2 separate regions of the Mus musculus genome follow, and region 1 is linked to region 2. A link is a loop called in an ENCODE intact Hi-C map of the cell type or tissue named here. Cell type or tissue: heart. All regions are shown on one strand. Links, peaks and the distances in the headings refer to the core of each region. The heading gives the core; the rest is flanking DNA.

What was found. Hi-C counts contacts between places; a loop is a spot of excess contacts. Peaks named below come from ENCODE experiments on the same cell type or tissue, not always from the same donor. Only the 100,000 strongest peaks of a DNase experiment are listed, where the experiment ranks them.
Region 1: it touches region 2 in a loop (2.0-fold over the local background); 1 of 42 quality-filtered maps calls a loop at or near these places.

The regions. Positions count from the first base shown.
Region 1 is chr17:80,212,599-80,227,051 of GRCm38, reverse strand. Gemin6 (gem nuclear organelle associated protein 6) reads right to left here and starts at 2,601. Exons shown (of 3, transcript NM_026053.4): 1 at 2,382-2,601; 2 at 1,288-1,431. The coding sequence starts at 1,412. It overlaps Ttc39d (tetratricopeptide repeat domain 39D), which reads right to left and starts at 11,138. Exons shown (of 1, transcript NM_026351.2): 1 at 9,116-11,138. The coding sequence starts at 11,138. The coding sequence ends at 9,324. In heart, for the core only: CTCF peaks have their summits at 2,539 and 4,663; a DNase peak (open chromatin) is centred at 2,581; H3K4me3 peaks cover 1,673 bases; H3K27ac peaks cover 1,408 bases.
Region 2 is chr17:80,281,666-80,297,542 of GRCm38, reverse strand. Dhx57 (DEAH (Asp-Glu-Ala-Asp/His) box polypeptide 57) reads left to right here and starts at 7,067. Exons shown (of 24, transcript NM_001163759.1): 1 at 7,067-7,487. Morn2 (MORN repeat containing 2) reads right to left here and starts at 7,331. Exons shown (of 5, transcript NM_194269.2): 1 at 7,206-7,331; 2 at 5,165-5,218; 3 at 2,967-3,073; 4 at 1,894-2,030; 5 at 67-289. The coding sequence starts at 2,030. The coding sequence ends at 187. In heart, for the core only: a CTCF peak has its summit at 6,196 (motif pointing left); a DNase peak (open chromatin) is centred at 7,342; H3K4me3 peaks cover 2,115 bases; H3K27ac peaks cover 1,595 bases.

The sequences.
Region 1 (14,453 bases), core at 1-8,000, 67 kb after region 2:
GCCTGGTCTACAGAGTGAGTTCCAGAATAGCCAAGGCTATACAGTGAAACCCTGTCTCCAAAAACCAAAAAAGAAAAGAAAAGGAAAAAGAAAGAAAACAAAGTCTGTTTGTAGGAGTCTATGTCTATGTATTTTATTGAAGATTTGAGTGTTTGTAATCATAAATGGAATTAGTTTAATAGCTTTCTTTTTTAAATCCTGTCCTCAACTTTTGACATCAAAATCGTATTAGCTTCAATCATATTAGTTTCAGCTTGTCACCACAGTGCCCATGAGGTTAGAGTAGAAGGATCATTAAGTCTGAGGCATTTCATGCTAAATGCAGAGACTGAGAGAGGCTATTATATAATCTTCCACAGTGCTACAGAAATTTAGTAAGATTATAAATACGTAGTACTAGGCCTAGAGAGATGGCTCAGCAGTTAAGAGCACCAATTCTCTTCCAGAGGTCCTGAGTTCCATTCCCAGCAACCACATGGTGATTCACAGCCATATGTAATGGGATCCAATGCTCCCTTCTGGTGTGTCTGAAGAGAACAAAAGTGTACTCATATAAATACATAATTAAAACTTAAAAAAAAAATACTTAGTAGCCGGGTGTGGTGGCCCACGCCCTTAATCCCAGCACTTGGGAGGCAGAGGCAGGCGAATTTCTGAGTTCCAGGACAGCCAGGACTACACAGAAACCCTGTCTCAAAAAACAAACAAACAAACAAACAAACAAACTACTTAGTACTTCAATAAATATAAAATTTTCCAATAAACAGCATGGGCATTTTTCCCCTTGACATCTATGTACCTTCAGTCCTTTTTTTTTTTTTTTTTTTACCTTTTGAGACAAGTCCTGACAATTGGATATGGTGGAGATAAGAGGATCAGGGATTCGTGTTTATCCTCAGCTACATAATGAATTTGAGGCCAGTCTGAGTTATATGAGACTTATTTTAAAAAAATAAATAAAGTTGGGTGTGGTGTCCTAGCATTCAGAAGTAGAAGTAGATGAATCAGAAGTTTAATATCATCTTCAACTATATAGCCAAATAAGGCCAACCTTGGCTACAGGAGACCCTCTGGAAGGAGAATTAGAAGAGGGGAGAATTTCTCTTTTCTATTCCTATAACTATGTTTAGTTTGCTACAGCATCCCATAGTTAAAACAGCAGCAGTTAGGCTCAAAAGCAATTATTATGTGTGAATGACCAGTCTTTGATTGATCTGCCTTCTCAGCTTGGATATCCGGGGCCAGTACATAGGATTGTCATTTCACAAAATTAAGTTGCATACTCACTTGGCAGAGACTGGATCTGTGGTTAGAAGCCATCCTTTATACTCCTTCTCACAGGCTATCACTCTCACTTCTTTATAAACGTAATCTTCCCATTCTAAGGGGCTTTTCTTCATCCATTCGCTCATGGTTACCAGTTGCCCAGATCTAGAACCATTATCAATTTGGGTTAATCACTATGGATATTCCACACAAGCAAATGTCTTTTTTTAAAAATATTTTTAAAGATTCATTTATTTATTATATGTAAGTACACTGTAGCTGTCTTCAGACAATCCAGAAGAGGGAGTCAGATCTTTTTACGGATGGTTGTGAGCCACCATGTGGTTGCTGGGATTTGAACTCTGAACCTTTGGAATAGCAGTCAGTGCTCTTACCCACTGAGCCATCTCACCAGCCCAAGCAAATGTCTTAATGATCGCCATTCTGTAGGCAGTCTGTAATTTGCCTGAAAATAACGAGTTTCTTAATGCAAGTAAGCACTGATACATAGAGCCAGTCTTAACTCACACCTACAGTCCCTACCTACTAGTAGTGCTGAGACCAGCCTGGTAACATAGTGTGCCGTCTCAGATCTCAGAAGAACAAGCAAAACGCCCATCTGGGGTATAAGAAACTGATACTATCTTTGGAGAATTCTTGAGAATGTTTTGTTTAGTATATCTGGGAAGGGGTATTTATAATTCAGACTGATGGTAATAGTGAATGGCCACAGGTACAATTCTTAAAACTCCTGTGGCATGTCTAGTCCCACCCTCTGCTCCCAATTCCGGATACCGCTTTCAACCTGGCTTTGAACCTGGCCCGTAGATAACTCAAACTCTTCGGGGCTGGAGAGATGGCTCAGCGGTTAAGAGCACCGACTGGGAGGTCAATTCCCAGCAACCACATGGTAGCTCAAAACCATCGGTAATGGAATCCGATGTCCTCTTCTGGTGTGTCTGAAGAAAGCAGTGGTGTGCTCATATACAATAAAGAAATCTTTTTTAGAAAAAAGAAGAAGCAGCCACTTCCGTTCCGCTTTCCTTAGATAAAAGGATTTCGCCCTAAACCCCTGACAGACATAACTGATGCGGAGTTCTCGGATTCCCACCTACTCTTTCTAGATGACTCTCCACGGGCTTTGCGCCAATTTTCTCGTAAAGCGCTGAGGACCCGTTAGCGAAGCTCTAGAGCTCCAACACCAGGTCCTGTCCAGAGGCCGCCATACCCAGAACTCTGCACGACTCAGGGAAACGCCGCAGAGACCCTGGCTATATTTCTACTTAGCTCACACGCCGCCGAGCGGGCTTGAGTCGGCCCGCCTGAGCCCAGCATGCTTTGCTCCTGACGTCATTTCCTTCCCCCAGAATCCTCCATCCTGTAGTCCTTTGCCTCCGTTCTTGCACTGCAGGTTGTGTCCAAGGGAACTTGAGTTCTCCTGGCCACCGTGAACGTCTCAAGAAATCTTTGTAAGAGGAAAATGTTCGTACCTCAAAGCTTTTTAAGTGGGGTATGAAAATGCGATTTTGCCCTGAATTCAACACAAAGCTCTCTGGGTAAACCTTAAGGCTCTAAAAGCCGAGGTGAATGGCATGAATTCTGGTCTAGCTCGTTTTGGAGCCGGTTAAAATGCGTGCACCTTTGGGGACGTGTTCTCAGTAAATCTCAAGAACAGTGGTGAAGTTGGGAAGATCAGCACTGGATTTTTTTTTTTTTTTTTTTTTCGAGACAGGGTTTCTCTGTGTAGCCCTAGCTGTCCTGGAACTCACTCTGTAGACTTCGCCTGCCTCTGCCTCCCAAGCAGCACTGGATTATGTTGTTTCTGCTTCAGATTTCTGGGCACGTAGCTGACTGGGCTCTGACATACTGCAGAATCTTCGAGACTGTGATACTGAAAAGTGGTGCAAGGCAGTAAATGCTAAGATTCTGCCTATACTGAAAAGAGAAAAAAACAACCCTCTCCCCCGCCAAGACAACAACTACAACAAAAAAACCCACCAAGGGCGATGAACAAAAACTGAGCTATAAAATTGTCAAGCCAGAGGTGGGCGTGGTGGCGCACGCCTTTAATCCCAGCACTCGGGAGGCAGAGGCAGGCGAATTTCTGAGTTCGAGGCCAGCCTGGTCTATAAAGTGAGTTCCAGGACAGCCTGAGCTACACAGAGAAACCCTGTCTCAAAAAAAAAAAAAAAAAAAAAAAAAAGATTGTCAAGCCAAGCAGCAGAAACATTAAATATGAATCGGTTTTTTAAAATTACTACTTGAAATTCCATATCAAATAATCCTTCCCAAAACCTTCATTTATTGAATGATTGACTTCATATTAATGAGATTTCATGGATTAAGTTAGAGTTTATCAGTTAAAACCCTCTATAAAGCTACAAGAGCTAATGTAAATTCCAAGTTATTAAGAGTGTGGGAGAAAATGTTTGACCTTTAAAACTACAGAATAAAAATCTACAACTGATTTGTGACAACTGTTCAGTTGCATTTTAAGTTTCATTCTTTACTGCAAACCTGTTTGGCTTATGTTTTCTTCCCCTTTTGAAACAAGGACATGTCCCTACTCTGTCCAAATTATCAGAAATTTAAGTTGCATTTGGGCCACATGTGGTGCATAGGACTTTAATCCAAGCTTGTGGAAAGCAGAGGTAGGCAGGGAGTTTGGGATCAATTAGTCTACATAGTGAGTTCTAGGCCAGCCCTGCTACAAAAAAAAAAAAAAAAAAAAAATTAAAAAAATTTAAAAATCAGTTGCAACTAGATACAAGATATTTAAACTATTCTAGCTTTTTTTTTTTTTTTTTAAATTCGAGACAGGGTTTCTCTGTGTAGCCCTGGCTGTCCTGGAACTCACTCTGTAGACCAGGCTGGCCTCGAACTCAGAAATCTGCCTGCCTCTGCCTTCCAAGTGCTGGGATTAAAGGTGTGCGCCACCATCACCCGGCTTCTAGCTTTTCTAATTCACTCAATTAGTACCAGCCAATTGAAATGTCTCTTCTTTATGTATATGCTTAGTAGTCATCAAGATTATATTGATGAATGCTAGGAATGGCTCCATTAAAAAAAAAAAAAAAAGCCCGGTATGGCTCATTTGCAATTTCATGGCTGGGAAGTGGAATCAGAAGGACCCGTGGGGCTCACTAGTCTAATTGTAAAATCCTGAACCAAAGAGACACTGTCTCAAAGAATGTGGGTGTATTTCCTGAAAATGACACCTGAGGTTGCCCTACACACACACAGAAGGAAACAAAAAAATCCGATCTAGAAAAAGAATACATTAAGGGGCTGGAAAGAGATGGTTCAGTGGCTAGGAGCACTGGCTGTTCTTTAGAGAGCCGGGATTTCCCACATGACTGCATACAAAAATGTCAAACTCCCAGGAGATGACACCCTCATTTGGCCAGCAGGGGCACCAGCCACCATAGTGGTGCTCATATGGTGCTCAGACATACATGCAAGCAAAACACCCATACACATACAACATATATATATATATATGTATGTATGTATGTATTCACACACACATATATGTGTGTGTATATATATATATGTATATATATATATTATATATATGAATGAATACATTGGGCTGGGGTGATGGCTGTTAGTAAAGTGTTTGCTTGCACTGGAAGCATGAGAGCCTGCGTTCATATACCCAGCACCAACATCAGAAGCCAGATAAGCCCCTGTAGTCTGGTGAGACTGCTCAGTGGTTACAGGAATTTGCCACTGTTCCTGATAAGGCAAGTTTGATCTCTGGGACATTTGTGGAAGGGAAGAACCAACTCCTGCAAGTTCTGTGACTTCCACAAGTACACAAACACACACAGACACACACACACACAAATGTGTTTTAGGTTGGATGTGGTGGTGCACACCTTTAATCTCAGCAGTATGGAAGCAGAGGCCAGTCCTGTCTGTATAGTGAATTCCAGGCCAGCCAATGCTACAGAGTAAGACCCTGTCTCAGAAACCAAGACAAACAAAACCAGAGGGCCTGTGTGTGAATTGCTGTCTATATGCAGGTGAGGGCAAGCACAAGGTAAGGCTAGAGCCTGTGATTGGGCAGTGGAAAAGGAAGGCGGGGCTGAGAGTTTCTGACACAGAGGACAGAAGGACAGAGAAGATGGAAGAGGAAGAACCAGACCCACGAGGCTTTAAATAGCCGCAGGTAGCTATGAATATCTTAGAAGGAATAGAATAATATAGGACAATCTGTCCAATCTAGGTGGGCAGCTTGTATCACCATCAATTGGCTCTGAGTTCATTGTGTGGGCGTTTTGTGGGTTGAGAATTTACTGATATGAATTTGACTGATAAATTACAAGCCTCTAGAGTTTTGTTTTTACTGGGTTACAAGGATTTGTGACAGTTAGTCACGAGGGGCGGATGGATAGGAAGATTAGAGCGGGTTCCCCAGCAAGCAAACTAGGAGAAGTTGGGCAGATGCAGCCTGGGGACAGCGGGGGGCGGGGAGACGGTGTTGCTAGAGTGTAGCCAACGAGAGCTGGGATTGAATTTGTATTATTACATGCATTCCTTGTGAAAAGGTTCAGAGTGTAAAGTTGGTGCTGTGGACGCATGGGACCCTGAGTTCACCCACATCAAAGGCTGACATGGCAGCATGGATCCGTAACCTCAGGGTTTGGGGTTGTGACTGCCAGATCCCAGGCCTGCTAGCTTGCCATTTTTGCCAAGGAACCAACTTCCAAGTTCTGAGAGAAAGTCTGACTCAAAAAGTAAAGTGGCCACTGGGCATCGGGGCACAGGTCTTTAATCTCAGAACTTAGAAGGCAGAGAGGCAAGTGGATCTCAGGGAGGTCAAAGCCAGCATGGTCTACAGTATTGAGTTCCAGGACAGCTAGAGCTACATGGTGGGACCCTGTCTATAATAAAATTAGTAATAACAACAATTATAATATCTTCCAACTTAGTTTATCAGGAATCGTGTGTCAAGTTCTTTCAACCACTAAACAGTCTCACCAGACTACAGGGGCTCGACTGGCTTCTGATGTCAGTGCTGGGTATATTAACTCAAGTTCTTACACTTTCAGTGCAACCTCCTTTACTGTCAACCTCTGTCTGCTTCAAGTGCCTGCCAGGCCAGCACATGTGCATACATGGATATAATATACACACGCACACACAGAGACAGAGACAGACGGACAGACAGACAGACAGACAGACACATGGCTTTTAGTCTGTTTTTTTTTCTTTTTTAGCGACTTTGTGTGGGTTCTTCATGGGTTCTTCTGTCTCCTAACAGTATCTTCTTTGGCTTGGCTCAGCTTCTCCTAGCTCAACTGTCTCCAACTGTCTTCTCTTCTGCTCTCTGACCCCACTCTTCTGTGTCCTGGACTCTACTCCCTGCTACTCCCAAAGCCCACTGTCTGCTCTCAACCGCTGCTGGCTTTTTATATCCTCTCCTGTTCTCAGAATTCCAAGAGGCAGCTGACACTGAGAGGCACAGGGTCCTTTAAAGGTCCAGGCACACAAAACAAATCACGCTACAGAAATGACTGAGGAAAATACCTGGCACTGACTCCCTGACCTCTACCCCTGCTCCACACAAACCTACACCCACACCCAGTAGACACACAGAGAAAATATTGCTATAGTTTTTTTGCTATGATTTCTGCTAAAAACTAGAATTATTTTCTATAGGGATGTGGGGGTGGTCTTATTTAGCCCAGGCTAGTCTTGGATTTGCTGTGAAGCTGAGTTCAAGCTGGTCTTGAACTTTTGATCTTCTTGATTCCATTTCCTAAATACTAAGATTACAGAAACCCACTACCATGCATGGTTAAAAACGGATGTTTGACTTGTGTGTGTGTGTGTGTGTGTGTGTGTGTGTATTTGCTTGTGTGTGGCCACACAAGTGTGAATGCATACAGATCCACTGACTGGATTTCACTCACCTCATCTCGAAATAAAAATGTGTGGTTAGATTTGCTGGAGAGATGGCTCAGCAGCTAAGAGCACTGACTGCTCTTCCAGAGGTCCAGAGTTCGATTCCCAGCAACCATATGTTGGCTCATAACCATCTGTAATGGATCTGGTGTGTCACCAATAGTGTACTCATATACATAAAATTAATAAATCTTTAAAAAAGATAACCCACCCGGGCGTAGTGGCACACGCCTTTAATCCCAGCACTTGGGAGGCAGAGGCAGGCAAATTTCTGAGTTTGAGGCCAGCCTGGTCTACAGAGTGAGTTCCAGGACAGCCAAGGCTACACAGAGAAACCCTGCCTTGAAAAAAAATTCAGCTCTAAAATTTCATAACTAAGACATCATTAACCCTAGAAGCCCTCTAGAAGCGAGCAGGGGCTGTGTTTTGTTTTATTGGCAACCATGTACTTAACAACCATCTCCATCTGGCATATATTAGGTGCTCAGGTTATATTGATTTTCTTCTCTCCTAAACAGGGTTTCTCTGTGTAGCCCTGGCCATCCTAGAATTCAATCTGTAGACAAGACTGGCCTCAAACTCAGATATCCACCTGCCTCTGCCTCCCACACGCCAGGATTAGGTGTATGCCACCATGCCTGGCTGACTAAATTAAAATCTTTTTAAAATTGTTACTGTCTTTTGAGATAGGCTCTCAGTATGTAGCCCAGGCTAGCCTAGAACTCAAGATCTTCCTGCATTAGTCTTCAGAATACTTATTAAAATACTGCACCACCTCACCTGACTACTTTTTATTTCCGTAAGAAAACATCTGTGTTTGAGCTGGAGATGTAGCCCAGTTGGGTAGAGTTCTTGCTCAGCATATATGAATTCCTAGGTTTGATCCCAGCATTGTATAAGCTTGGAGTAGTGGTATATACGTTTAATCACAGCACCAAGAGAGACTGGGGTGGGGCCTGGGGGGACACATGATACAACCCAGGGACATACATAGTTGTGTTTGCTTCTTCTCATGAGTGTGGACACACATGTATAGAAGTGTATCTGTATGCCCGTGCATGCGGAGGCCTCGGGCTGATATTAGAAGTTTTTGATTGTTCTTCAGCTTATTAAGTCAGAGTCTCTCAGCTGAACCTAGAGCTCTCAGACATGGTTCATCTAACTAGCCAGCTTATTCCTGGGACTCCCATCTCCTCCCACCTCTTACAAGTGGGGCTGCCGGGGCTAGAGAGATGGCTTAGCGGTTAAGAGCACCGACTGCTCTACCAGAGGTCCTGAGTTCCATTCCCAGCAACCACATGGTGGCTCACAACCATCTGTAATGGGATCTGATGCCCTCTTCCGGTGTGTCTGAAGACAGTTACAGTGTACTCATATACATAAAATAAGTAAATCTTAAACAAAAACAAGTGGGGCTGCCACACCTATCCAGAAGAATGCACCTGGTTCTGGGGAGTCAAACTCTGGTCTCCCTGCTTATGTGGCAAATGCTTGGTTTGCTAAGCCATTTCCCCAGTCATCTTCATTTCCCGCAATTATCATTATAGGGTTTATATGTGGATGGAGATTTCTTTCTATTTTCTGACAAATTAGAAATTCACACTAGAGCTTCCTAGGACTCCTCATGTAAAAGTGTAAAAGATATTCCTTATCACATAGGGGGTCGTCTTTGCTGTAAAAGCCAATGAAAATGATTGTAAGGGAAACCCTTCAGAGTTTATAGTACTCAGTGTGCCATTAGTTTTGAAACAGTAATGACCAAGGTCATTTCTTTACCAGTTAAGCATTCACTGTGTTATGTGCAAAGCATATTCAGTATCTAGTGGAAGGCTAAACCTTTGGAAGTTTAAAAACTGTGAACATAATCCCTTCATGAGTGTTTTTGCAGTTATAGCATTTGCCTTTCCTTTTTCAAGAATGTGCGTCACTCCGTTTCTCAGTCTGAGCATTGAATTTTATGGGGAAGGAGGAGGAGGAGGAGGAGAGAGCAGAGCAATGGCGTGTCCCTTTCTTAGTTAGCAGGTTCTTAGCAGCTGCCACTTGGATTTTTGCTTTTCACAGAGGAAGTACTTTTCTACCTACTAATTACTTGACTGATTGTAGATATTTCACTCATACTACACAGAAGCACACTGGGTTAAGAATCACTTTTCTAATTTAGCTATTTGTTCAAGGGCAATATGAGCCCTAAACTGTAGCCGGGCTTCCATGGAATAGTCTTTATAGTTCTTTATGTTGTCGAGGTTTTTCATTGCATTGGCATAGTCTCCTTTTAGATAGTGTAGCATTCCCAGTTCATAGTAACTATATGGCACCAAATAGTGGTCGTACTTTAACATTTTCTCCTTCCTGATAACACGAATAAAGTAGTGCTCAGCCTTCAGGTGCTTGCCCAAGTGCTTCAGGCACAGGCCTTTCAGCAGATTTAACAAGCTCATGTCATCTATGCCGTACTCCTCGTTTGGGTTTTCACTCAAAAGCTCTTTGCCTTTGTCAATTATCAATAGCCAACTTGAAATAAGCTCTATTTTCTTGCTCATGACTCGGAAGCCACTCCAGGCGTAGATGAACTCCAGAAGGGGCTGTGCTGTAAACCAGCCTGTCGTAGTACCATAGCGCTGACTTTTCTCAGCAATAAACTTTTCTATGGGCACAGAAGAGCCTAAAATTTTGATTCTCAAGCTATCCACGCGTAAGAAGTAAGAGCTCAGGCTCTCGTTTTCCGAGTCCACACAGTCAGGAGGAATCAAGGCCAGTATGATAGCCTTGCTGTATATATAGATGGCCTTAGACCATCTGCTATGCTGAAACAATAGGCTGGCATAGTTGTAGGCCTGCTTCCAATTCTGCAAGAAAATATGGCACCACATGAGCTCCCAGTAACAGAGGTGATGGACCTGCTTCCACTCGTTCTGAGTAATGATGCACTCTTGTAACTTTAACTTTGCGCTTTCAAAATTACCGTTTAGCATGTTAAAACGTGCACGGAAAAATTTAAGTACAACACAGTTGGGGAATTTCTCCAGGTAGATCAGGAAGAGACTCTCGGTGGCAGCAGTAGAAGCCTTTTCAACACCAACAACTACACGCACATAGTTGTAGTAGAAGAGAAGAGTGAACACACTTAAGATGTTGTTTATATGCGGTTCAGATGCACTGTCGTGGAGCAAGGCCAGGCCCACTTCTCTGTCTCCAGAATAGCCAACCATATTGAGAAGTTTCAGTGATTTGGGTGGTACAAGTGAAAACATCAGATTGAATACCCCAACTCCAAATTTTATCCCTCCAATCAAGTGTCTGTGGGTTTTACTTTGGTTCTCAGGCATAAGTTCTAAGACCTGTTGGCAGTCTTTGTATATTTGATAGCTTGACCCAACATTGACACCGCTTTTGAGGAAACTCAGCAAACTGTCGTCCTGTATAAATGTTATAGCAGACTTCAAGACTAGACACTCAGCATAACAGACTTCTGCATGTAATTCCTCCTCTTTGATAGACTTTATTCCCTGTCTACTCATTAGGCGAGATAAAGTCACTATCCTGGGCTTTTTTCGGAAATTGTTGCAGGTTTTCAAAGCTTCCTTTGCGGCGTTCATTCCGATCTGGATATCCTGTGGCTCAAAGGTGAGGATGGCCTTGACAACCATAAACATACTGTATATCAGGGCGTGGTATGAACTGTTTTTTGACCATGGGTGAATAAGGTTGATGGCGTCTGAGAACCTGTTATTTAGAAACAAATACAATCCAGTTGTGCATTCTTCCAAGGATGATAAAAGGCTCATTGTTGTTGCCACAGGGATAATTTCATGGGCATCCTCGAACTTGTCCTCTGCTTCACTGTCTTTTAGATTGTGGGATCTAGTTACTCTCACCATTCTATCATGCTCGCCTTCACTCAGACTAAAGGTACTTAACAGGTACTCGTCATTGTCCTCGTGTCTTTGGAACCGTGACATGTTTGCTTTCTCGGTTAGAGGTGGGAATATCTGAGGTGGAGTTGCAATGTGAGTAGCTGCTGCACTCCTGACCAGGGTCTCTTCTTCCACACAAAGCTCAGTCTGAAGTGTTGCTGTTAAAATGGAGGCAAATGCAAGACTAGCTGTGAGATGCAGCGTTAGGGCATTCTCTATGATCTATGTCAGACAAGGAGAGGAGATCTATGTACCCAGAAGATGAATTTCTGAAAAGTTCATCTAGAATGTGCTAAGGAAAACTAAGCACTAAAAAGGAAACCCTTTGAAATCTGCAGGCTTCTGTACCCAGTTGGTCAGTGAACAAACTGCATAAGCTCACAACTCTGTGTTTTGTGGTAGGTGCACAAACTCTCACTAGGAGGCAAGGATCTGGTTAGAAAGGATACATATAAAATTCTCTAGGTCAAACTAAGAAAGGTGTGTATTGTTCAGTCCACAGAACAAAGATTATGGGGATGAAAAATCTCTCCAAATTATTCTGAGTATGTGCCTACACTGTCACTGAAACCAGACTTTTGTTTGTTTGTTTGTTTGTATGTTGTGTGTGGGGGGCATTGAGACAAAGTCTTTCCACTTAGCTCTGGCAATCCTGAAACTCACTCATTAACTCAGGCTGACCTTAACTCACAGAGAAGCACCTATCTCTGTCTCCTAAAGGAATGGACCCGCCCCCCCCCCCATGCACAGCAAAGAAATGCAACTTTTAATAAAGAGGGCAAAAAGAAAAAGAGAAAGGTTACATTTTTTTTAAATGTTGATGAGGATCATCTCAGAGGTATTATTTTAGGGAAATAGCAGTAGGTAGTACTAAAATGCATCACAGGGACAGAGCTTTCACCTAATGTGCACAAGGCCCTGGGTCATTTCCCCCAATTTGCAAAAGCAGCAGCAAAACCAACCAACCAACCAACCAACAAACAAAAGCAAACATGGAAGTAAGGATAAAATTAAGGATAGTGGCTCTCTCAAGGTTTTTCAGAGGCACCAACAGATTCTGCCTGAAGACAACGTTTGTCTTCCCCTGGCCTTTAGGGGGCTACTTTCAAATCGAATACCATAGAGTCTCATTCTCCACAACTGCTTTCTACTTTTAATTACTGAGGCAGAGTCTCTTGCTAGAAGCAGAGTTCCCTGACACTGGGTAATATAGCTAGTCAGCTTGCCCCAGGGATCGATCCCGTCTCTCTGCATCCAACCCCCAGGATCACAGGTAGCCAATTCTACTGCCCTGCTGTAGTGGGAGTTCTGGAATCAGAATGCCAGCCCTTCATCCTGGGCAGCAGTGCTCTTGTTTTGCTTTTTTGGGGGACAGGGTCTTGAAATATAGCCCTAGGTAACCTGAAAGGTGCTGTGTAAATCAGGCTGGTCTAGCTTCCCATGCTCTTCCTTCCTCGGCCTCCCAGCTGCTGCGTTTATAGGCCTGCATTACCATGCCTGTAGAATTGGACTTTCCCTGCTTATTTATTTATGATGTCAGGGATAACACCTACAGCCTCATGAATGTTTATTACTGAGCTCAGGTTCTTGGAATTTTTAAATATTTTTGGGGGGTTGGAGAGACTGATGATTAAACCTACAGCCTTATTCATGAAGAAAACGCTGTCTCGTGCTATACCCCTAAACAGTATGGATGCTCAAATCTCTTAAAGTAGCATTCAACTATGCACATGTACAGAATGGATAAACCTAAACCCCTTAAAAGAAACAGAGAACCAGAGGCTGGAGAGATGGCTCAGCGGGTAAGAATACTGACTGCTCTTCCAGAGGTCCTGAGTTCAATTCCCAGCAACCACATGGTGGCTCACAACCATCTGTAATGAGATCCGATGCCCTCTTCTGGTGTGTCTGAAGTCAGCTACAGTGTACTCATACAAGTAATAAATAAAAATAAATAAGATTGTTTATTTTAGAAACTTTCTTCATTTATTTTTTTCAAGACAGGGTGTCTCTGCATACCTATGGCTGTCCTGGGACTTGCTCTGTAGACCAGGCTGGCCATAAAGAAATAAACCTGTGTCTACCTCTGGAATGCTGGACTAAAAGTGTGTACCACCACAGCCTTCTAGATTACTTATAATACAAAGACTGTGTAAATAGTTATACTGTACTGGATAGAGCAAGTCTGTATATACTCAGTATAGACACAAATTTTCCCATATTTGTGTGTGTGCGCACTCGCGCATGTGTGTGTGTGTGTGTGTGTGTGTGGTTTGTTTGATTGAGACACAATTTCTCTGAGTAGCCCTAGCTGTCCTGAACTAACTCTGTAGACCAGACTGGCCTCAAAACCACCCCTTTTAGATAGTGTAGCATTCCCAGTTCATAGTAACTATATGGCACCAAATAGCAGTCGTACTTTAACATTTTCTCCTTCCTGATAACACAAATAAAGTAGTGCTCAGCCTTTATCTGCCCCCCAAGAGCTGGGATTAAAGGCATGCACCACCACTACCTGGCCCAAATATTTTTTTATCTCTGTCTCTTTTTTGGGGGGGGGGGAGGTTCGAGACAGGGTTTCTCTATATAGCCCTGGCTGTCCTGGAACTCACTTTGTAGATCAGGCTGGCCTCGAACTCAGAAATCTGCCTGCCTCTGCCTCCCAAGTGCTGGGATTAAAGGTGTGAGCCACCACTGCCCGGCTTATCTCTGTCTCACTCTCTCTCTCTCTCTTTTTTAAAGATTTATTTATTATATGTAAGTACACTGTAGCTGTCTTCAGACACACCAGAAGAGGGAGTCAGATCTCATTATGGATGGTTGTGAGCCACCATGTGGTTGCTGGGATTTGAACTCAGGACCTTTGGAAGAGCAGTCGGGTGCTCTTACCTGCTGAGCCATCTCACCAGCCTTTATCCCTGTCTCTTATTCTTCCATTTTGTTTTAAGACAGAGTCTCATGTAGCCCAGGCTAACTCAAACTATGTAGTCATGGATGGCCTTGCATTCTTGACCCTCTGCCTCTATCTCCCAAATTCTGGGACTATAGGTGTGGGCCATGAGGCCAGGCCTGCTCTTGTTCTTCTTCTTCTTCTTCTTCTTCTTCTTCTTTTTTTTTTTAACCTTTGAGACAGGGTCTTACAATCACTGTGCAATCCTGGCTGGCTTGGAATTCTCAGTGTAGACCAGTCTGGCCTTAAACTCATAGAACTCTGCTTGCCTTTGCCTCCTGATTGCTGGGAGTTTCCTTAGAAAATGACATTTATTATCATTGTTTTTTACTAAAATACATTTAAAACTTAAAAATACATTCATTTACTCAGTGCACTCGCAAAAACACACACACACACTCACACACATA
Region 2 (15,877 bases), core at 3,161-11,160:
CATGTGCACACACATGCACATAAACACACATGAGCTCACACACATACAATACATAATTCAAAAAGGTGTGGGTGCATGACAACTTTATTGGACTTACGGAAGAGGGCAGGTCACTTTAGCAGAAGGTTCAGTTGCTTTGCCTAAGGGGGGTTGCAGAGGCCACATCTCAGCGTTAAGGCAGCAGGTCTACATGTAGAGCTTTAGTTTCAGGCCGGGGGCAGCTGTGAAGTGGAAGTTACCACACCACTGCAGGCCTTGGGTGTCAGTGTATTCTCCCTCACCTTCTACCCTGCAAAAGTGAGAAGTGAGCTTGCTCGTTAGTCAGGACTGGTCATTCACAGTCTATGTGGATTCACAGACTACGTGGACTGCTATGCTGCGCTGCCTGTCTAGGGCTCTTTACCTTTCCATGTCACTTCCTATTAATCACCAGCGTTCTGCTTTCATACACTAGGAAGACACACTATTTCAAACACACACTGTCTAGATACAAATATTGGTGCTCATGGATTCAGCGTCAAATAAACTTAACTTTATATAAAACCAAGCAATCGGCTGAAACTTGAAACTTGTGTATTGGTTATCTGGATCGACTCAAACATTCATTTACTTAACAAATATTTCTTGGTCATCAGCTCCGTTTGAGGTGCTGTGCTTGGGTAGTGTTCTTTTGATCCCACTGTAGTGGTGGAAACACACTCACATATGAATAGGCTGTATCCCATAGGTTATCTTTTCCTCTCTTTATTAATATAAGTGAAAATGGTTTATGTGTCCTTGTTACAAAAATGGAGTCCTAGAAATGTATCACACTGACTGTATAACAATTAGATAGCATTTTCATTCTAGATTGTGAAAGGGATATTTATAAATAAATTTATTTTCCTTTTGAGGCAGGGTCTCCTGTAGTTCAGGTTGGCCTCAAACTTTTCGTGTAGCCAGGGGTGCCACTGAACTTCGGGCCTCCTACCCTTAACTCTCAGGGGCTAGGATTACAGGCATGAGCTGCGTGCTATGCCCGATTCTATGCGATGTAGGGTTTGAACCTAAGGTTTCATGTACACTAGACAAGCACTCTCAACTCAGCTGCATCCCCAGCCTCATAGTGACCTTTGGGCGGCTTGATATGGAGTAAGATCCAGCTTATAAAACTATGCTTATGCTTCATTCCCTTTTATATTTTCTGCAACCGTGTGCTCAGAAAGGGCAATAGTACGTGCATTTCTAGTTTTAGCATTCTCTAATTCAGGTCAGGATGAATTAACCACAGGAATTATTTTAGGTGAAAATTATTCTTGGACTAAATTTGTTCAAGAATCACACATTTTTCCACTCACCCTACACTAACAGAGACCACAGAGGCTGGGGTAGAAGCTTAATAGTCAGCCAGGCATGGTGGTGTGTACCTTTTTTGTTTTTGTTTTTTTTTTTTTTTTGGTCTTTTGAGACAGGGTTTCTCTGTGTAGCCTTGGCTGTCCTGGAACTCACTCTGTAGACCAGGCTGGCCTCGAACTCAGAAATCCACCTGCCTCTGCCTCCTGAGTGCTGGGATCAAAGGCGTGCACCACCACGCCCAGCGGTGGTGTGTACCTTTAATCCTAGCACTGGGAGGCATGAGGCAGGCGGATTTCTGAGTTCAAGGCAAGCCCAATCTACAGGGTGAGTTCAGGGACAGCCAGGGCTACACAGAGAAAGTCTAATCATCTTTACCAAAAATGATATTGCACTTTGGAAGGCTATAATGGTTACAGCCTCTCCTCTTACATTCCTCAGCCATTTATGGAGATCAAATATGCCATAAAGACTATTTAGCACTAATTAAATACACTACTTAACAAGCATGACTGAAGAGAATCTTTTAGAACTGTAATTATTCTTAAAATGTAACGTTACCTATTTTCATTGAAATTTCCAGTGTACTTTGCCCCAGTTGGGAATGTGTAAGTCCCCAGTCCATGAAACATGTTGTCCTTAAACTGTCCTTCATACACAGCGCCCGAAAAATGTTCAAGTCTTCCAAAGCCATTCATCTGATTGTGAGAAAGGAAATGCTCAGAACCCCGCCTACACTGCACCCACAAGCTTCTTAGGAACATCCTCATTAACTTTGTATCGCTTCCTGTTTCCACAAAGAGCAGACATGTCTATCCTTATCCCCCCCACTCCTCCCCCCCCCTCCCCCTCCTGTCTTTCTGAATCTGGGCTATCTGAACAGATGAGGGACCAAGGTGGTGATAATTAGAATCCTCAAGACACCAAAGTTCATCAGAAGTCTTAAAAAGCAACTGGTGTAGTCACTTCAGAAAACATTACACTGTCTTTGTGAATTTGGGGTATGCCAATGGCTCAGTAGGAAAAGTGTCTACTGCATAACATGAGGACCAGAGGTTAGATAAAAGGCTGGCGTGAGGCTGACTAGAAGGCTTGGGGAGCAAGAGTGACCCCAGAGACTCCTGCTGTGGATGGAGAGAGCCCTCTCCTGTAGGCCGTGGCACTCACACCTAATAGATATGATGATCTCTTAAATGTAGACCTAGGTATACATTCCCATGTTATCACCCACCATCTGTATAAGGAACCCGAGTCTGATTTATCTCATCCATAAAAAGGAGTTTTAATGGTACCTTTCTCATGAGGTTGTCAAGAAGATTAAATGGAAAAAAAATAATGTTTGGCTTTACTCAATGAATGGAAGCTGAGAAAGATAATAATATTACGTCTATTGATGAGATTAATATTATATGTAGAATAATAGACACTAAAACCATTTATCTTCATTACAGAATCTAGTTTGAACACAGGTCTTGCAACATAGCCCAGGAATCCGGGATCCTCATGCCTTAGCCTCCTACATAACCAGATTACAGCTGTGAGTCAATAAACTCCCTTTAATCAATGCACTTCTGACTGGTAATGAAATGCTTGGATCATTTACCCAGTACGAGAATTAAGGATGATAAGGATACCTTGTCATCTTTCCAGCTTCCTGTGTAGACAATCCCGTTCGGCGTGGTGTGCGTGCCTGTCCCGTTTCTCTCACAGATCCCAGAGGTAGTTCTTGTGCAGTCGCCATCTAGCGAGGAAGAAGCCCGCAGCTGTGACCCTGAGCTCTGAAATGGGGCTGGGGGCTTAGGTGGGTGGAACAGTTATGCTGAAGCCAACTCACAACTGCCCTGCACCCCAGTGGTGGGCTTTGGTTGGCCTTCGCTTTTCTGGCTTTCTAGGACTAAAACTAAAAGTCAGAGTGGATGACAGACACCACAGATTTTTAAGGTATCCTATCTAGGTATAATGGTTTTGATTTAAATGTCTATTCATCTGTTAGGATGTCTGCTACTTACATGGGATAATATACCAATAAAAGTGGATATTAGCTAAAAAAAAAAAATACAGGATACCCAGGATACAATCCACAGAACTCAAAAAGGTTAACAAGCCAAAGGGCCCAAGTGAGGATGCCTCAATTGGGAGGGAGAAGAAAGCAATCACAGAAGGAAGGAGGGAGGGAAGGACCTGGGTGAGAAAGGGGACAGGGAGGGGAAAGAGGGGAACATGATAAGCTATTGTGTGGGAGGAACAGGACTGAAGCCCTGAGGACCAGCAGAAGGGATGGGAACAGGCAACCTCTGGAGGTAGGAGATGGGGGACCCTCCAGAATGCACCAGAGACCTGGGAGGTGAAAGACTCTCAGGAAGCAAATGAAATGTTCTACAGTGGGGAGAGGGAACTTGTAGAACCCACCTCCAGGAGAAAGACAGAGCATCAAGTGAGGGTTGAGGTTACCATGCCACTGTCAAAACTGACCCATAATTGTTCCTGTCTGAAAGAACTGCAGGGACAAAAAATGGAGAAAAGCCTGAAAAAAAGGAGGTCCAAATTGGGATCCAGCTCAAGAGGAGGCCCCAAGGCCTGACACTATTACTGAGGCTATGGTGTGCTCACAAAAAGAGGCCTATCACAACTGCCCTCCAAAAGACCCAACAAGCAGCTGAAAAAGTCAGATGCAGATATTTGCACCCAACCAATGGACAGAAGCTGCTGACCCCTGTGGTTGAATTAAGGAAAAACTGGAAGAAGCTGAGGGGGAGGGTGACCCTGTAGGAGGACCAGCAATCTCAATTAACCTGAACCCTCAAGATCTCTCAGACACTGGACCACCAACCAGGCAGCATACACCAGCTGACATGAGGCCCCCAACACACATACAGCAGAGGACTGCCGGGTCTGAACTCAGTCAGAGAAGATGCACCTAACCCTCTAGAGACTGGCTGGCCCTAGGGAGTGGGGCGTTATGTTGAAGTGGGGTGTTTGTGTGTGGGTTGGGGACATCCACATGGAGATGGGGATGGGGGTTATGGGGGGCTATGGAACAGTCAGAGGGTGGACCAGGATGGGAACTGTAAAAAAAGATAAAATAAATTTAAAAAACAGGAGCATTGACTTGGGAGGTTACAGTTGATATGGGATAACTTTAGCTTGTCTTATTTTACCACTGGAAATATAATGTATGGGTAAAATAGTTCATAGCTCAGAAAGTTGTTTTTTCTCTGTACTTTAGGGCAAGTTTTAGTAGAAAAAGACAACAGAAAGTTGGACTCAAGATGTAAAATCAGGTAGACACGGCTCCTTCTTGGGAACAGTAGCATGTTTTGGAAACATGGAGTTGAAATGACTGCTGTCGTGAGAGTATACATGAGGTATTCCTGGCATTGTCACTAGTGGCCCTGCACAATGACAGCAGCTCAGCCTTCCTGTGTATATACTACTATAAATGTCATTTCAAAGCTTTGTTTCTGATGCATATTTGTTTTAGTTGTTATCATTGTTGTCTGTTGTTTGGTTGGGTTTTTGCAACATCATTGAGGGGAATTAACTATATGATCTGAACGTGTGAATTATGGGAAATTAGCTAGACAGCTTTCAGAGAAATAAGAAAGAGGAGAGTACTAGGTATTTAAAATAGCATCTATAATCGTAGAAACAACAAACATAGGAATTGGGTTATGATAGTGTTTTACAAGATAGCATTACTAGAAAGAAAAGTACTGTGATATTTCTAGAGAAAAATTTGAAAACTTTCAATTAAATTTTTCATAGAATTGAAAAAAAAAGGTTTTATAAAACAAATTTCCTATATGAAAAGATAATTAAGATGCATGCTTACCGTATGTGTCTCCATTTGGAAATATAAATTTGATCTTATATACTTCTGACGAAGCTTTAAGAGATTGAGGGAAATAAAGGTAAGTTTAAATAGTTTAATATCATGAGACCCACAGCACATGTGCTTTCAGCAGGATTCCGGTAAATTCTCTTCACACAGACACACTGGCATTTCTACTGGCTGGTGCAGAGTCCTGAGGAAATAAATTATCTTCCCTAGATGGCCTATTTTAATTTATTTTGTATGATTTTATTAGTACAAAGTTAACTTTTTTTTTTCAGTCAGGCAGTAGTGGATGCTTTAACAATGCTTATCAGATTACGAAATCTGCTCACAGTGCCCACTGCAGCTATGCTGTGCTCTCCCGGAGGCACGAGCGTCTTCTTTGGGTAGAAACAGATTCTACCTCAATGTCTCATTCTTACTTTTGACTAAAAGGATGAACCTATGTAGGCCATGCAGGCTAGTGTCCAACTCTGTAGATGGCCCCTCTGCAAAGTCTGTCTGACTTCTTCTCATCCTTAAACTCCTCTGGTTCCAGGACTAGGGGTCTTAGTAAAGCAATGCTTATGTGTAGTTAGTCACCTACACTAAAATAGGGACCATAGATCGATGAAATGTCCTCCCACCACCTGACTCGGTATTGAGTACAAACAGAAAATGCTTATCTAGGGAATGAATGGCTCTTGAGACAGAATCATTAAACGCCTACTAAGCAGGACACTACTAAACACAACTGATCATACAGGAAATGAAGCAGTCCTCAACCGCTCTTCAGATTTCCACGTTTGATGAGCATAGTCTTGTACGGCTTTATCTCGGGGAAATGTTTCCCCTTTTTGGTTTTCAGGGTTTTTTTTTTTTTGGTTTTGTTTGTTTGTTTGTTGTTTCGTGAGAGTGTAATACTTTGAACACTACTGAAAGGAATTCCTATCTAAAAGAGTGCACTTCTTTTACAGAGCTATGTCACACCAGCATTTGGCCCTCTGCTGAAAAAAGTAAAAAGAAGTCTCAAATGCCTTTTTCGCCCTCTAGTGTTACAAATGTGGGGGCAGCACTGTATCATGTGAGTGTAAAATATCTCCTACCTGCTGCATGATATGAATTGGTAGCTTTATCAAAGATGGTTCCAATATTACTCAGGATGTCTTCTTTACAGATGATTTAAAAGCTAATTATATGTCTATAATATACATACATATATATAATATACATATAATTATATATGTACAATACACACACATGTATGTATATGTGTATACTTATATACATATATATATTGTGCTGGTACCCTAATGGTCACAGACCTGTGCTGTTTCTAGTTGTTTGGTGGTGTTTTTCTGTTTGTTTGTTTTTAAGGCGAGGCTAGACGTCTACAATTTTGTTCAGATGACTACAGGACCTGAAAAAGCTGTTGTTATTACTGATGCATAACATACTATTATTGCTCTTTATACATATACATAGATATATATACATATATAAAAATATATACACATATATAAATATATACACATATAAACATATACCTATATTTAAAATAATATTAATATATTATATGTTAATATATATTATATAATATATTAAATATGTATATATATTAAACACACGTTTAATTTTTGAAAACTGTACTTGTGTTTTCAACCATGTTGAGTTGTCATTGTACCAAAATCAGCAGCCATATTAGTCTAGAAACATCAAGCTAATTTCTTTTCCATTTGTACAGGCTTACTTCACTGTATTACATAGGTAAAACCTTATCTGTGTGAGTTCGATTACAGAAACTAATATTCTCTAAATAAGGGGGTGACGTTTCCACATTCAAATTTCTGGATTATGTGAGTTAGCAGGAACCTCTGCCATTGATCTGGCACCGTAAAGGAAACAAATCCGGAGTGATAGGCACAGCGAACCCACAGACTCGGGGGCCCACGCTGTATCTCCGGATCCCCCGACGCCGGGCTGTCGGTGCCCCTCCACCCCAGAGTGGATGCTGCGGCTGGCTCCGGGTCCATCAGCTCCCGAGAGGAAGCGCACTCACTTGATGGAGACGTGAAGGACAGGCTTTCGCGACTCTGCGATTCCCCTAGGCTCGCCAGCTCGGCAGGCTGGAGGGAGCTGGGCTCTAGGACAGAGCGGGCCTCGGTTGCTGGGGCGACCGGGCGACCTCTCACCCGGAAGCAAAAGTGCAAGAAGCCAATCAGAAGACACCTGGGCGGGGCGGCTGCTGCGGGTGAGGTCCAAGAGGGAAGCTGAACCCAGCCCGGACCCCGACCCTGGGTGCCGCCTCCTGAGCTCCGCAGCCAGCAACGCTACGAGCCAGGTACGGCCTGACGTGGCATGTGCGGGGCCGCGCGGGTTCGGGGTTGCCAGGCCCGCCTGCCGCCTCCCCTCTCTAGTGATCACATCCGAGGACCATGCAGCCCCTATGGTCCTGCCTGTCAGCCCAGGGGCAGTGAACCTGGACCTGCAGAATCCTGGGGAACCCCGGGATCTGCAGTCGAGGTCGTCCACACCCACGGCTCCGAGCAAGGTTGAAAAGGAGGGGCGCCAGCCCCATTTCCTGTCTGTGGCTCGGTGGCGACCCGAGGGGCTGTTTGGGGAAAGGGTTGGAGAAGATGGATGTTGAAGAAAGGAACCTTGCATGACTAGGTATCTGAATGGAGCTGGGGGAATGTATAGTGGTCAGAGGTTTGCCTGGGAGGCAAGCGGTGTGGGTTCAGTTTTCATCACCTCAGCTTGACGATGCTGTACGTGGGAGCCAAACTTGGGTGTGAAACAAAGGATCCTTTTAGAGCCAAACTTGGATCCAGTGTCTATGGTAAAGAAAGATGAAATCTTAGCAGGCTACATAGATAGTGGGATTCCTCCCTGCGGACTAGATAACCTAATTTGTATTCTACAGAAAACGTCTGGGGAATGTGATATCGGATGCCGCTATAATCGGTAAATCTTGGTTCAGATTTTTGCGTGAAAATTACAGCTCAAGTTGAAAATGTAACCTTTTCTGGGTTGGTGTGAGGCAACTTGTTTTAAGTCAGTACAGAATCTTCTTGCCTTTTTTTTTTCCTCAGCCATTTCTCAATGTATGAATTGACCCCAGCTGGGTGGTTTGGGTGGTAAGATGTTTGATGTTTTCCTTTCTTCCTACGTAAAAAAAACAAAAAGACAAAAACCCGATATGCAGCTGGGCGTGGTAGTGCACGCCTTTGGAAACAGAGGCAGATGGATCTCTGTAAGTTTGAAGCCAACCTGGTCTACAAAGCGAGTTCCAGGGCAGCCAGTGCTATTTACACAGAGAAACCCTGTCTGGAAAGACATAAAGGTGGGGGGAGGGGGGTGGGAGAATGCGATTATTGAAAATTCAGTTTGTGCCATTCCTTCAGTCACATGTTAATCATTTCATGTCATTATGGTTTTGTGAGTGTATGTATATACTGCTGTCCTTTGGAGAGCTCGTGGTTGGGGCTCAGGATGTCTTGCCTAGTGGGGATCTAGGGTTAGAGAGTAGTTAAAATAATTGAGGGGTGTTGTTTGTTAGTTTGTTTTTGTTTTCTAAGACAGTTTCTCTGTGTAGCCCTGGCTGGCTTGGAACTCACTCTGTGGACCAGGCTGGCTTCCAACTCACAGATCCACCTGCCTCTAAAGGTGTCTGCCACCACTGCTTGGCAAGTTTTACACTTTAAATTGAAAGAGGACATTATTTGTGTTTTTGTTTGGTTTCTCTATGGTGTTTGGCCACTTGTGGGGAGGGGGGGTCCCACTCACCTAGGAGAAACTGTCTTTCCTGATTCTAGCTAATGACCCACCCACCAGGGAATCTGCCATTCGTATAAAAACTAACCAGTCTTGGATTCAAATCTCAAACCACCACCTTTATCTACCACTCACAATGCAGCTAATACTGAAGTCAGGTACCACAGCAAAGAAGAATCAGTTACCAAAACATTTGTTGAAAGCTTTACTTAAACACACACACACACACACACACACACACACACACACACACGGCATTCCACCAAAGCCAGAGTAGCCTATTTAGTATAAATGTTCTGCTCTGTTTACACAAACCAACAGTAAAACTTCTGAGGAGCTAGCATTCTATCTCAAAGTCTCCCTGACACAGGCACTTCCTCCTGCCCCTCATAGCCACAGCCAATGGAGTTTCGATGTAAACACCCTATGTCTTCCTCCCCACCATTTTTAAGACACTGCATTTCTTTTCTCTAACCTGAACGACTGTAATAGTTGCCCAACTGAAACTATTATTTCCTTCTGTGCACTCTGGCCTCATCCCAGCACCTGGCCCAGGGCGCTAATTGATGTTCCGAGCTTGAAACCTTCGCATCTGTCATTGCTGCTGCTTGGATGTTCTCTTCACAAGTATTTCATGGCTCACTTTCTCCACCTATTCATATATCCACTCATAGGTTATTGAGTGAGGCATTCAGCAACTACTCTGTAATAGCCTTGTTCTCTTAAATAATTTTTTTTGTTAGAACCTTTTTATCTTTTTTTTTCCATTTTTTATTAGGTATTTAGCTCATTTACATTTCCAATGCTATACCAAAATTCCCCCATACCCACCCACCCCCACTCCCCTACCCACCCACTTCCCCTTTTTGGCCCTGGCATTCCCCTGTACTGGGGCATATAAAGTTTGCGTGTCCAATGGGCCTCTCTTTCCAGTGATGGCCGACTAGGCCATCTTTTGATACATATGCAGCTAGAGTCAAGAGCTCCGGGGTACTGGTTAGTTCATAATGTTGTTCCACCTATAGGGTTGCAGATCCCTTTAGCTCCTTGGGTTCTTTCTCTAGCTCCTCCATTGGGAGCCCTGTGATCCATCCATTAGCTGACTGTGAGCATCCACTTCTGTGTTTGCTAGGCCCCGGCATAGTCTCACAAGAGACAGCTACATCTGGGTCCTTTCGATAAAATCTTGCTGGTGTATGCAATGGCGTCAGCGTTTGGATGCTGATTACGGGATGGATCTCTGGATATGGCAGTCTCTACATGGTCCATCCTTTCATCTCAGCTCCAAACTTTGTCTCTGTAACTCCTTCCATGGGTGTTTTGTTCCCAATTCTAAGGAGGGGCATAGTGTCCACACTTCAGTCTTCATTCTTCTTGAGTTTCATGTGTTTAGCAAATTGTATCTTATATCTTGGGAATCCTAGGTTTGGGGCTAATATCCACTTATCAGTGAGTACATATTGTGTGAGTTCCTTTGTGAATGTGTTACCTCACTCAGGATGATGCCCTCCAGGTCCATCCATTTGTCTAGGAATTTCATAAATTCATTCTTTTTAATAGCTGAGTAGTACTCCATTGTGTAGATGTACCACATTTTCTGTATCCATTCCTCTGTTGAGGGGCTTAAATCATTTTTATATTTTTTGAAATAATAATTTCATCTCCCCTGCATCCTTTTCCTCCCTCCAACCCTCCTTTGTACCTCCCTCGCTTTCTCTTGTATCCATGGTCTCCTTTTATGAGTGTTACATACGTACATGTGTGTGTGTGTGTGTGTGTGTGTGTATATATATATATATATATATATATATGTATATATATATACAGACATATACACACACATATATACATATATGTGTGTATATATGTATATATATATATATATATATATATATATATATATATATATACTCCTAAACACATAAATAGCCTGCTCAGTCTGTATAATGCTGTTTGTATGTATATGATCCTAGAGCTGACCACTTGGTTTTGAATAAACAGTTGAGTGGCTCTTCCCTGAGGAAAACCCTTTCTCCCATTCTCAGCATTCTATAACTGCATATAGTTCCTCATCTATCTAGGTTTGAGGCTCTGAGCTTTCCCCTTTCTATGTTAGCATTCCATTGGTGTCCTTGTTCAGATCTTACCTAGGCAAACGTATTGATGAGCCTTCTCAGGTAGCCTCTTTGACATCTCTTGGAGACAGACCAGTCTCACAGTAAACTTCCAGTTCCTCTCACTCTCACAATCCCTTTGGTTTTTTTTGTTTGTTTGTTTGTTTGTTTTTTTCCATTTTTTATTAGGTATTTAGCTCATTTACATTTCCAATGCTATACCAAAAGTCCCCCATACCCACCCACCCCCACTCCCCTACCCACCCACTTCCCCTTTTTGGCCCTGGCGTTCCCCTGTACTGGGGCATATAAAGTTTGCGTGTCCAATGGGCCTCTCTTTCCAGTGATGGCCGACTAGGCCATCTTTTGATACATATGCAGCTAGAGTCAAGAGCTCCGGGGTACTGGTTAGTTCATAATGTTGTTCCACCTATAGGGTTGCAGATCCCTTTAGCTCCTTGGGTTCTTTCTCTAGCTCCTCCATTGGGAGCCCTGTGATCCATCCATTAGCTGACTGTGAGCATCCACTTCTGTGTTTGCTAGGCCCCGGCATAGTCTCACAAGAGACAGCTACATCTGGGTCCTTTCGATAAAATCTTGCTAGTGTATGCAATGGTGTCAGCGTTTGGATGCTGATTATGGGGTGGATCCCTGGATATGGCAGTCTCTACATGGTCCATCCTTTCATCTCAGCTCCAAACTTTGTCTCTGTAACTCCTTCCATGGGTGTTTTGTTCCCAATTCTAAGGAGGGGCATAGTGTCCACACTTCAGTCTTCATTCTTCTTGAGTTTCATGTGTTTAGCAAATTGTATCTTATATCTTGGGTATCCTAGGTTTGGGGCTAATATCCACTTATCAGTGAGTACATATTGTGTGAGTTCCTTTGTGAATGTGTTACCTCACTCAGGATGATGCCCTCCAGGTCCATCCATTTTGCTAGGAATTTCATAAATTCATTCTTTTTAATAGCTGAGTAGTACTCCATTGTGTAGATGTACCACATTTTCTGTATCCATTCCTCTGTTGAGGGGCATCTGGGTTCTTTCCAGCTTCTGGCTATTATAAATAAGGCTGCTATGAACATAGTGGAGCATGTGTCCTTCTTACCAGTTGGGGCATCTTCTGGATATATGCCCAGGAGAGGTATTGCTGGATCCTTCGGTAGTACTATGTCCAATTTTCTGAGGAACCGCCAGACGGATTTCCAGAGTGGTTGTACAAGCCTGCAATCCCACCAACAATGGAGGAGTGTTCCTCTTTCTCCACATCCACGCCAGCATCTGCTGTCACCTGAATTTTTGATCTTAGCCATTCTGACTGGTGTGAGGTGGAATCTCAGGGTTGTTTTGATTTGCATTTCCCTGATGATTAAGGATGTTGAACATTTTTTCAGGTGCTTCTCTGCCATTCGGTATTCCTCAGGTGAGAATTCTTTGTTCAGTTCTGAGCCCCATTCTTTAATGGGGTTATTTGATTTTCTGAAGTCCACCTTTGTAATGTCCCTGATCTAAGGTTCAGCAGTTGTGTTTGTGGGTGAGTCATTTGGGACTAGACACCACACAATCTCTGTTCTCAGCGTTTTGATCAGTTGTGAATTTCTGCAGTGGTCGGGTCTGTTGTACAGAGAGGTTTCTTTGATGAGGGGTGAGAACTGATAGATTTCAGAGCTCAAAGTAGAGTGACAGGCGGCAGAAAGGGACCAGAGGCTGACCTCAGCAGGTGAAACCGTTCATTTCAAACCTCAAAGACAGACACTCTTTCACAAGAAAGGGGTGCCTGTTGGAGGAAAGGGAATACTTGGAGTCTCGAGAGAGGCTTGGGACTGAGGAAGTTAATGTAGCCCCAGGGATCTACGTATGAGCCTCTCCTTCCTGGTATTGTTGGCTCAGTGGAGTCAGCCTATCTTGGGGGGCTGGCTGTCTCAGCAAATCATTTCCTTTCTGTGGCTCATTGATAATGGCTTGAACAAGGTTAGCTGTAACCTCAGATGCATTCTGCTTTTACAACCAAGGCACTCTATCCAGAACTACACTTTTAACCTGTGGCTATGAGTATTTGCAGTGTAGTTAGCAGTTGTATTAATTGAGTAAAGTAGCAGCTGTAAGTTCTGCTCTGAGGTCCGTGACGTCCGTGAGGAACTCGCCTGGTTTTCAGTCCCAGGGCTGATTTCTCCTCTGTTGATGAGGCTTCAGTTCCAATCAGAGAGCTGTTGGTACCACCAAGGACTGCATGCCACTATTCCCCCCTTAGGGTGATTGCACCAGGCTGGCTGTTTTGTTTCATAGACATTAAAGCTGGGTAAAGCTGTTGTTCATTTCCTTCTCTGGGAAGCTTGCATGGTGCTTTCTGGTACCATCAAACCCAGTCCTCAGGGAGAGGGCTTTCAGGTCAGATCCAGCTCAGGTCCGCTGGGCTCTGTGTCTGCACTGCAAGGAACCTTCAGCAAAGGGACTTACCTTCCACCTCTAGGGTGCAACCATAAATTTGTGGCTATAGTTTGGATATTATTTGTCCCCTCAAAAAAAAAAAAAAAAAACTCATGTTGAAATTGATTACCAGTATTAGAAGTTGGATTCTTTAAAGGTAGTTAGATAATTAAAAGAGATTAATACCACAAGGGAGAGAGACCAGTCTCACGAGATAGTTATTATAAAGCGAGGCATTCCCTTGTGTTTAGACTCTTCCTTTAGCTTCCTTTCTCCTCGCCCCTGCCCTGCCCAGATGCAGTGCAAAGACTCTGACTGTCATCTGCTCAGACACCACGTGCTGTGTACTTCCCAGCCGTCAGAACTGTGAGCCCAAATACAGCTTTAGTAAGCTTAGCTCTTCTGTGACAGCAGCCCTGACTGACTATCCACCCGCTTACCATCTACCAGACCCTCTAGAGAGTTAGCTGCTTCACCAGGCATGCGTTTTGTCTTAGCTGTCAAATCTTCAAGATCTGGCACATAAGCTTTCAATAAATACGTGTAGAACAGATAAATCAATGCATGGGTCCCCATTCTTACACGTTATTCATTAATCTTCACTCATACCCCAGAAAATGTTGAATTCTGCTCTCTGCGAGATGCTACATATGCTAGAGATATGGTAGCAATCAAAACAGACACAGTTGCTGCCTCCAAAGAGCTTTCTAGGCGTAGGAGAGGAAGACTCAGTACGTATATAAAGCCATGAAGGATCTTGAAGAAAAAGTACTAAGAGAGCTAGTTTTAAATTTCCATGTGTTTGTGAGTTAACCAATTTTGTACCTGCTTTTAATTTCTAATTTCATTTTATTTTAGTAGCAGAGTATGTTTTGTGTTATTTCTGTCTTCTGAAAATGTATTGAGGTAGCCGGGCGTGGTCGCTCGAAACGCGGAGGCATGAGGGTCTCTGTAAGTTCAAGGACAGCCTAGTCTACAAACTGAGTTAAAGAACAGGCAAGGCTGTGAAACCCTGTCTCCAAAAACCAACAGCAACAACAACAAGTAGTGAGGTTTGTTTTCCAGGTTAGCATATGGCTTATCCTAGCCAACATTCCTTATGTAGTTGAACAGCTACTTTGTTGTGGGAGGCCATGCCTGTGAAATCTGTGCTGGTACCTACAACTTTCTAGCTAGGTGGCAGAGGCAAACAGTTCTCTGAATTTGAACTTGAGGCCAGCCTGGTCTACAGAGTAACCAAGATAGCCAGGAGGACTACACAAAGAAACCCTGTCTGTGGGGAAAAAAAAAAAGCCATCTCTCCTAAATGCCCCTGAGCTTGCTCTGCCATTATGGAAAGTGTGTTACTGGATTATCTATTTCCCCTTTCTTAGAGTTGTTGCTTTGTGAAGTTGCGTGTTTCACTGTTAGGTACACATCTGCTTGTAACTGTACAGCATCCTCCTGAGTTGGCCCTTTTATTGTTAGGATGTATCCTTTTTTAGCTAAAATAACATTTTTGTTGTAGTCTATTCGGTCCAATATTCATATAGCTAATCTGCCTTTCCTTAGTTTCTGATTGGCACATAATCTATCTGGAACATAAATTCTCAAGTCTTTCCCTCATCTTTTCCATTCTTTGGTTGTATCTTTGAATTTATATGTTATCCCCTTTTAAGAAGTGAGCCTGACAGTCTTTTGACTGGATCCCACTCACATTTGTTGCTGTTACTGAGGTAGTGGGAGTTATGCCCATCATCACGTTCTAGTTGTTGTCAACAAAATGTCTTGTGTTTGTTCCTCTGTCTCTAGTTTTCTCTGTGATGCTTTCTTTGTGAATTGACCATTAACTATTTCCTAGTGTATTTGATGATCTCTCTAGAGCAGCAGTTCTCACCGGTGGGCCAGGACCCCTACAGGGATCGCATATCAATTATTCTGCATCTCAGATATTTACATTATGATTCATAGCAGTGGCAAATTTATAGTTATGAAGTACTAACAAAGTAATGTTATGATGGGGGATCACCGCACCCTGAGGAGCCAAAAGAAAGTGTTGCAGCTTTGGAAGCTGAGAACCACTGCTCTACATCTGTTTTGTTTCCCACAACAGGCTTCCTCTGTGTAGCCCTGGCTGTCCTGGAACTCACTCTGTAGACCAGGCTGGCCTTGAACTCACAGAGCCACCTAGCTTTGCCTCTTGAGATTAAAGGCACGCGTGTGTTTAACTTCCCCCATATGTCTCTGTAGTACATTCTTGGCTAATAAATCTGGAGCTGGACAGGTAAGAACACTGGCTGCTGAATTTAATTCCCAGCACCCTCATGGTGGCTCTCAACCATCTGTAATGGGATCTGATGCTCTCTTCTGTCATGCAGCCATACATGCAAATAGAGCACTCATATACATAAAATAAATAAATAAATAAATATTAAA